Regions from separate parts of the Homo sapiens genome. Here region 1 is linked to region 2. Evidence: chromatin contacts called from ENCODE POLR2A ChIA-PET data. All regions are on one chromosome and are shown on one strand. The core of a region is the stretch at or near the end of the contact, and the rest is flanking DNA. Distances in the headings are between cores, read along the strand shown. Region 1 overlaps ZMYND8 (zinc finger MYND-type containing 8). Region 2 overlaps EYA2 (EYA transcriptional coactivator and phosphatase 2).

What was found. ChIA-PET counts read pairs that join two places held with the same protein, here RNA polymerase II (POLR2A).
Region 1: POLR2A ChIA-PET joins it to region 2 with 12 read pairs in Panc1. The contact joins two enhancer-like sites. POLR2A ChIA-PET finds 5 or more read pairs at or near these places in 4 of 52 experiments (AG04449, GM12878, Panc1 and 1 more).

The regions. Positions count from the first base shown.
Region 1 is chr20:47,241,191-47,245,367 of GRCh38, forward strand. The region is part of intron 14 of ZMYND8 (zinc finger MYND-type containing 8); the gene reads right to left. Among named protein-coding and RNA genes, the nearest start is that of MIR3616, 76 kb to the left of the region's middle. Within about 2 kb of position 1,466, at least 4 of the 41 ENCODE cell types and tissues checked have a DNase peak (open chromatin) inside an H3K27ac peak, as active enhancers do.
Region 2 is chr20:47,022,596-47,026,905 of GRCh38, forward strand. All of the region lies in intron 5 of EYA2 (EYA transcriptional coactivator and phosphatase 2), which reads left to right. Among named protein-coding and RNA genes, the nearest start is that of EYA2-AS1, 120 kb to the left of the region's middle. Within about 2 kb of position 2,141, at least 2 of the 41 ENCODE cell types and tissues checked have a DNase peak (open chromatin) inside an H3K27ac peak, as active enhancers do.

The DNA.
Region 1 (4,177 bases), core at 216-2,715, 220 kb after region 2:
AGGCTGAGGCAGGAGAATCGCTTGAACCCATGAGGCAGAGGTTGCAGTGAGCCGAAATCGCCCCATTGCACTCCAGCCTGGGTGACAGGGCGAGACTCCGTCTCAAAAAAAAAAAAAAAAAAAAGATTCTTTAAATAAAAAAAGTCAAAAATTATACAAGCAGGACTTGAGAACGGGAAAGACAATGAATGTGAATGACTCAAGTTTGAAAAACGCTGCCATATGGAGTATGTCATCTTGGAGGAGCTGGGCTGGTGGGGAATAAAGGGTAGGATTTCAACAGGCGGAAAGTGAGAATCTGGAGGGAACAGCATCAGCCAAGATATGTCTAGGAATACAGAGCATTTGAGTAAGTGAGGGCAGGCAGGGAGGAGGGGCTGGAAGGGAGGTTAGAGCCAGAAGCACTGAGCAGCACGTAGAGGCGATGACCACACGGGAGCTCATTTGTAAAGGTGGCTCAGTTATGGATGCACAGGCCTCAGCCCCCGGTAAGGTGAGCCTATGCCCCAGAGAGGATATCTGGGGAACACACACCACACCCAGGTACAAGCCAGCACCCCGATCTTGGACTATGCTCCCTGACATCAAACTCCTTTAAATAAGGATTATGTCTGCCTCTTTTTCTTTTCTTTTTTTTTTTTTTTTGAGATGGAGTCTTGCTCTGTCACCCAGGCTGGAGTGCAGTGGCGCGATCTCGGCTCACTGCAAGCTCCGCCTCCTGGGTTCACACCATTCTCCTGCCTTAGCCTCCCGAGTAGCTGGGACTACAGGTGCCCGCCACCATGCCCAGCTCATTTTTTGTATTCTCAGTAGAGGCGGGGTTTCACTGTGTTAGCCAGGATGGTCTCAATCTCCTGACCTTGTGATCCACCCGCCTCGGCCTCCCAAAGTGCTGGGATTACAGGCGTGAGCCGCTGCGCCCGGCCTATGTCTGTCTTTTTAAGATCAGTATTACCCAGAAAAAGACATGAGCCTGATTACTCCAGCAAGGATTTTCATTCAGTAAGCTGTGGGTTTTAAGAAGCCAAGGAGGGAAAGAGACAAGCTGACTATCCCGACTTCAGAGGGCGTTCTCGATGGTTATCGAGATGTTGCTGGCCCTTGTACTTCCCCAGAGAGGAGAATCCAGCCAAGCTGGTCAGCAAGAGCCTGGGGTGGGTCTGGAAGGAGAGCTTCCTGCAGTGAAGAACTCCGATGCTTCCAGGGCCACCTGCCAGATATGGGGCACAGTCCCCGCCTCTTCCAGGTGGAGATGAGGTGTTGAACTGGGCCCTTCTAAGAGGAGGGCAGGGGGCAGTGCCTTAGCAGAGCTTCTAACCCACGTAAGTGCCTTCAATGCCTTCCTTTCCTGCCACATTACCAAAAAATATACTGTTATTGTTGATGAGCTAGCCTGTCTCCCCACCGTAAGGGCAACCGCAAAATGGTCGTTTTCTCTCTCCTGATTTGCAAAAGCAAACAGCCAGCAGGGCGGAGGGGTTACTGCTCTGCAGTGATCACAGCTGGCTCTCTGCCAAATAAAGAACTAGAGTATACAATCCGATAAGATTCCAGGCTCAAAATTGTTTGAAGTTATTTAGATATCAAAATATTTAAATTTCCAGGAATCCTGATGGTTTATGGAGACAAAATGAGGCTACAGGAAATTTCATTTGTCCCAGAAATCTGGAGTACATAATCAATCACCTGTAGCGGGAAAAAAAGGGTGAATTTTTTTTTAAAGGGTCAGCACCTGAGAAGCTGCCCTATCAAATTAACCTACTTAATTCCTGAATTTGTCACTGGTCACTGTTTTTCATTTATAAAGCAAGGACTTTTTAAGAGAAAAATTAGCATCCCCTTTGTAGAAGGATGGAAATTACTGATGTGCCAGTGAAAGCACAGCGAAGAGTCTAAGTGTGCTCTCTTTGCTTCTGTTCTGAGGTTATTAGCTATAAAAGCTGTTTTGCCATCTGAAGATTCATATTCTACCCATAAGCTGCATCCCTAGTGGAAGGTAAGCTGGAGGTCACAACAGCGCAATCCAAAATGCCCTTCACTTACTAAACTCTTAAGTGAAAACACATCATTGAAAAGATGCTCTCTAGCGGAGTCTGACACGAGAATTTTTCAAGACCCAAACCACCATCAGCTCTGAATTTAAGATCAATTGGTTTTGCCCCAAGCCTTAGGAAGCTGCTCTAACTGAACTGTGTTTTAGAATCATCTTCAGCTTAATTGTCCACCATCTACTAAAGCTTCCTGGAGAAATTCCCTTCAGACATCAATGTGAGGAAAAGTTCTACTTCTTTTAATCAACTAGAATGGTTTTTTGTTTTTTTGGAAAGTATGAGATCTTCTAAGGTACTGTGTTTCCCATTCTGCTTTCAGAGCCAACTTCCCTAACTCTGAAGATTGAAATAGTACAGATTTCTGTATAAAACCTTTCCCCAGACCACTTGCTATTCTACCTTCATTTTCCTTTTACATGGATGTCTTTATTTTCATCTTGTTTCATATGGTTATGTATCCTTGTCAATCTGTTGCAAATTCTTTCTGGAAGAGGTAGGGGCACAAAACCAATCAATCAAAAGATCTGTTCCAGAAAGAAAGAACAGTATAAATATGTCACTCATAGGAGCACTGCCATCTGCACCCAAATATTCCTACGATCCTCATGAAATAAATGCTACTCCTATTGTTCTCTGCAACAACAGAGACAGTCTCTCAAAACCCAATCCATAACATACTCATATTTTTCAGAGGCCATCTATAAATCTAACAGATGGGTCGGGATGGTTTGATGGCCTATCCTCCCTCCCTTATGTAACTGTATCTCTCTCTTCCTCCACTGTACCTCTCACAGACATTCTCTTTAGCTGAACTGCAGGAATCCTCTCTCACTCTGACAGCTGAGGTTCCAGAGCAGCCCAGGTTGACCATAACCACAGCAGAAAGATTCTCAAGGCCCATCCCTGACTTGCTTTAAGCCACCAGACAATGGAAACCCCAAAGGACATGGAGTTACATCTTATTCAAGGGTTTCATTGACAAGTTAGCTCCTGATAGAAGTTAGGCACAGTCAAGATTTAAACCTGGCTATCCCTTAAGTCACTCGCCACATACATAAGGTTTTATGGCTACAACCTGTAATTTGTCCTGGGGCAATGTTTCTTCTGGGCCCTTAGTTAATTCTTCAGTATCTTTATTGAGCATGTTGAATCCTCTAACCTAATTGCCAAGCCAACTCAAAAATGTGCTGAATACTTTGTCAGTGGGAAGGACATCCTTCCAATCATTCCCACACCCCTTTTGTTGGGCTTGTTAACATGCCCAGGCTGCACTAGGCTGTGGGGTAGTCACTGCTGGTTCAGAATATAACCGTAGCCTCTGAGACTCAGGGGATATTTGGCAATATTTGATTGCCACATTTGTGACTGCCACAACTGAGCAAGTAAGGTTGCCATCTGGCTGGTAGAGGCCAGGGATGCTGGAAAACATCCTCCAATACACAGGACTAAGAATTAGCCAGGGCAAACTGTCAGAAGTGCAAGGTTGTGAAACTCTGAGCTAAGTTAAATGCAAATAAGATTAAAAGCCAGTAAGGCCAGACGCAGTAGCTCATGCCTGTAATCCCAGCACTTTAGGAGGCCGAGCTGGGTGGCTCACCTGAGGTCAGGAGTTTGAGACCAGCCTGGCCAACATGGTGAAACCCTGTTTCTACTAAAAATACAAAAATTAGCCAGGCGTGGTGGCAGGTGCCTGTAATCCCAGTTACTTGGGAGGCTGAGGGAGGAGAATCACTTGAACCCGGGAGGCGGAGGTTGCAGTCAGCCGAGATTGTACCATTGTACTCCAGCCTGGGCGACAAGAGCCAAATTCTGTCCGCCCCCCCTCCCCAAAAAAGCCAATACACATATCCACCATACTCCATTTTCTAGTGCCCTAAGAAGCACTCAGTATTCTGGCACCAATCACCCAAATACTGTCCTACTACTGTAAGAAAATACACTTGGAGATGCCTAGGTGGCATGAGGGGAGGAAAGCAAAGCTGAAATCATCAAAACCTTTGAAATGAACACTGCTTTTTTTTTAGAGAGGGAGTCTTGCTCTGCCACCCACACTGGAGTGCAGTGGCGCAATCTCAGCTCACTGCAACCTCCGCCTCCTGGGTTCAAGCGATTATCCTGCCTCCGCC
Region 2 (4,310 bases), core at 891-3,390:
GAGCCACTGTGCTCAGCCTTAATTTTTAACTGAGATATAACTCACATCCTAAACTTCACCTTTTTTTTTTTTTTTTTTTTGAGGCAGGGTCTCTGTCACCCGGGCTGGAGTGCAGTGGTGCGATGACAGCTCACTGCAACCTCTGCCTCCTGGGCTCAAGTGATTCTCCCGCCTCAGCCTTCCGAGTAGCTGGGACTAGCAGGTGCCTGCCACCATGCCCAGCTAATTTTGTTTATTTTTTGTAGAGACGGGGTTTCATTGTGTTGCATAGGCTGGTAAACTTCACCTTTTTAAAGTGTTCAGTTTAGTGTTTTTAGTATATTCACTAAAATTGTGCAACCATCACCACTATCTAATGCCACAGCATTTTTGTCACCCCGCAAAGAAACCCCATGTCCATTAGCGTCACTCCTTAGTTCCCCTCCCTCCGATATATTCCTTTTGTAATAAAAAAAAAAGACACATGAATTTTTTAAACAGGTTACACATTTACCTAGTTCGGGCATCTGTGGAAATCTTTCTTCTACCCTCATGCTACATCCACCCCGTTTCCAAACCCCTAACAATTAACCACTGTAATAATTTCGTGGGAACCCACCCAGAACATCTTTTTGCAAACATAAGTAAAATATAAGCAGTCTATTATATTGTATGTTACTATTACAAGAATTAGTTCAGACGTGATTCATAAATAAGAAAACTATGTTAGTATAACTCGGAAGTTGCATTGTTTCATTTGCTTCTAAGGGTTTCTCTATCACTGTTGTTGTTGTTACGTGCCTTGATGTAGTTTTCTTTATGATTCTCGTGCTCTGTGTTCATTGAGACTCTTAGATCTGTGGATTTATCATTTCCATCAAATTTGGAAATTTTTCAGCCAATATTTCTTCAAATTTTTGTCTGATGTTCCACACCACTACCTCCCACTCCAAGTTCATAAATCTTTTCTTCTGTAGTATCTGATCTGCTGCTAATTACATCCATGTCATTTTTCATCCCATACATCATTTTCATCTCCAGAAGTTTGATTTTGGGTGTTTTTTTTTTTTTTTTTTTTTTGAAGACAGAGCCTTGCTCTGTCACCCAGGCTGGAGTGCAGTGGCGTAATCTCGGCTCATTGCAACCTCTGCCTCCAGGGTTCAAGCGATTCTTATGCCTCAGCCACCTGAGTAGCTGGGCTTACAGGTGCTCACCACCACTCCTGGCTAATTTTTGTATATTAAGTGGAGATGGGGTTTTGCCATGTTGGCCAGGCTGGTCTCAAGCTCCTGAGCTCAGGCAGTCTGCCCACCTCAGCCTCCCAAAGTGCTAGTACAGGCATGAGCCACCATGCCCAGCCTGGGTCTTTTTCTGATAACTTCCATGTCTCTACTTAACATGTCCAATCTTTCTTCTGGCTTCTTGAACAGATAGAATCCAGTTGTAGTAAACGTTTTAATGTCCGTGTCTAATTCTATCATTCCTGTCATTTCTGGGTTCATTTTCATTGATTTTTCTCCATGTCGAAAATCATATTTTTCTGCTTCCCTGCATGCCTGATAAGTTTCAATTGGATGCCAAACATAAATTTTACCTTGTCAGATGCTGGATATTTTTATATTCCTATAAATACTTTTGAGCTTTGTTCTGGGATGCAGTTAGGTTACTTAGAAACTGTTGAATGCTTTTGAGTCTTGCTTTCAGCCTTGCCAGTTGGGATCAGAGCAGTGTTTGGTCCAGGAGAAATTTTTCCCACTACTGAGGCAAACCCTTCTGAGTATTCTACCCAATGCCCCATGAATTGTGAGGTTCTGCAATTCTGGCAGGTGGGAACAGGAACTATTCCCAGCTCCATTATGAGCTCTGAAGCTTGTTGCTTCTGATCTTTTCCAGTGGTTCTCTCTCAGCCCTGGGTAGTTTCCTTACACCCATGTGCTCATCAGTTCTCAGGTGGCCACTCAAGGGGAACTGTGAGCAAACCTCCAGAGCGCTCCCAGCACAACTTTCTTTTTCTGGGAGTTCTGCTCTGCCAATTCCAGCCACATTAGCCTCCGCTGACTTGCAGCTCCATCTCCCCAGCTCAGAGAGACCACGGGCCTCCACCTGGGTTTTCCCTTCTTGGAAACTCTATCCTGGGGCAATCATACAGCTCACCATCTGTTTCTCCTCTTGCAAGGATCACTGTCCATGCCTAAGGCCCAATGTCTTGGAAACCTAGTTTTCAAACTGTTTCAGCTGGGAGGGTAAATCCAGACCTTGTTACTCAGTCTTGGCCAGAAGTGAAAATTCCACTGCATTGGTTCATTTGTAATTTTTCCAGAGCATGGGCTAACAGCAGCTGAATGTAAAATACCAAACACAAGCAAATGCAGCAAGCCTGGTATGAGTACAGTTCTGCTCAGAATGCCCTATCTTCTTCCTCTTCCTCAGTTTGGTTACATGTTCTATTTTGGGAGAACTAATTTTGCAATTCCTGCCAATTTTTATGCATTTTGCCCTTGTTTCCATAATTCAGCACCTCCATCATCTCTTCATCACCTCCATCAAGATACTTTCACTTCCTTTTAAAAGCAAAGATCTCTATTTAATGTAATGCTTCTCAGTTTATTATTTACATTTTTATTTTTTCACCATGCTATCATTTTTACTGGGATTGTCACTGCTTTGGTTAATGCTCTGGTTACAAAGTGGCATTGCTGTGGGGCAGTCAGCTGTAACCCTACTTCTTCCCATAAGCTCTCTGATTTTAGTGCACAGGTTTGCATAACTCATGGCCTTTCAAGAAAGCATTATCACATGATGGCAGAAACACTTGTCTATATTCTTTTCACAGATAACATCCTATGCACACTCTTCTGCACTTCGTTTTCCTCATTTAGCTATATACCTTGGAAAGAACTTGCTAAGTCAATATATAGAAAGAGCTTCTTCATTCTTTTTCATAGATGCCTATTATTGCATTGAATGATGTGCTATAAATGATTGAGCCAGTTCCTTACTGGGGGCCATTTGGCCTGTTTCTACTCTTTTGCAACTGCCTCCGAAATGGTCATGAAAACCCCTATATGTATATTATTTTTTATAAGTATATCTGAAGGGCAAATTTCCAAAAAGTAGGAGTTGGGGTCAAGGGGCAAGTCTATATTTAAATTTGGTAGATATCTTCAAGTTACCCTCCATAGGGATTCTACCCATTTACACTCCCCCCAGCAGTGTCTGGGAGTAGTACCTGTTTTCACAAAAACTCATCGACCCAGTGTCATCTTACGGTTGAAGTTTTTGCCAATCTGATGCGTGAAGAAATGGTGTCTCAGGGCAGTAGTAATTTCTAAGTCTTGTCCCACAAGTGAGGTTGAGCATCTTTTCAGACCCTTGACTGATTTGTATTTCCTTTCCTGTGAACCAGGAGATTTGACTTTTAAAAGTTTGCAAAAGAAAAGCAATTAAGTACTAGGCATACCAATATTTAAGCATATCATAAAGCTTCAATAATCAAAGCAACATGCTTCTAGTGTGAATACACTCACCGATCAATAGAGGAGAACAAATGGTCTCAGAGAGAGACCCACACATTTAGTACGTGGAGAAGGTGATGTCTTGAGTCAGTGGGAAAATATGAACTATTGAATGAATGGCATTGGAACAGCTAGTTAGCCATCTGGAGAAAAGTATCCATTCCTACTACCAGAAAACAAATCCAAATGGATTGACGGTTTAAATGTTAAAAATAAAACCATAAAAATACTAGAACGAGAATAAGCACAATTTTTTATAACCTTGGAGTGGAAAAGGCTTTTCTAACCAGGACTCAGAAATCCAAAATCCATAAATGAAAAGATTGACAGGTTCAACTACAGAATTTTTTTTTTCTTTTTTGGCACGGCAAAGAACACCAGAAGTCAAAACAACAAAACAAATGACAAAAAACAAGCAAACAAACAAAAAAAAAGAAAACAAAATGACAAACTGAAAAGAAATATTTACATCTGAAATCACAAAGAAATGTTACTTTTTCAAAAATGATTCTACTAGTCTATGGATTGAACCTGCTCCAGGATGTGGTTCTTCTCAATCAGGATTTCAGACTCAAATAGTACAGGGCCGAGCAGTAATGTAAAAGAGAGACATGAGCTAGATATAGGGTTATAGGGAGTGGTGGGAACTGTAGCAAATTAGAGACTAAACCCCCCACCAACGCTGGGGATAGTGGGGTGTTACTTGGCTTCAGCCCATTGCTGCCCCTCTAGAATGGATCCCAAGGAGACCACATCTTTCCATTTTTCAAAGTGATCCCTAAAACTCTATTTAATGTGAAATCTCCTTATTCTTTT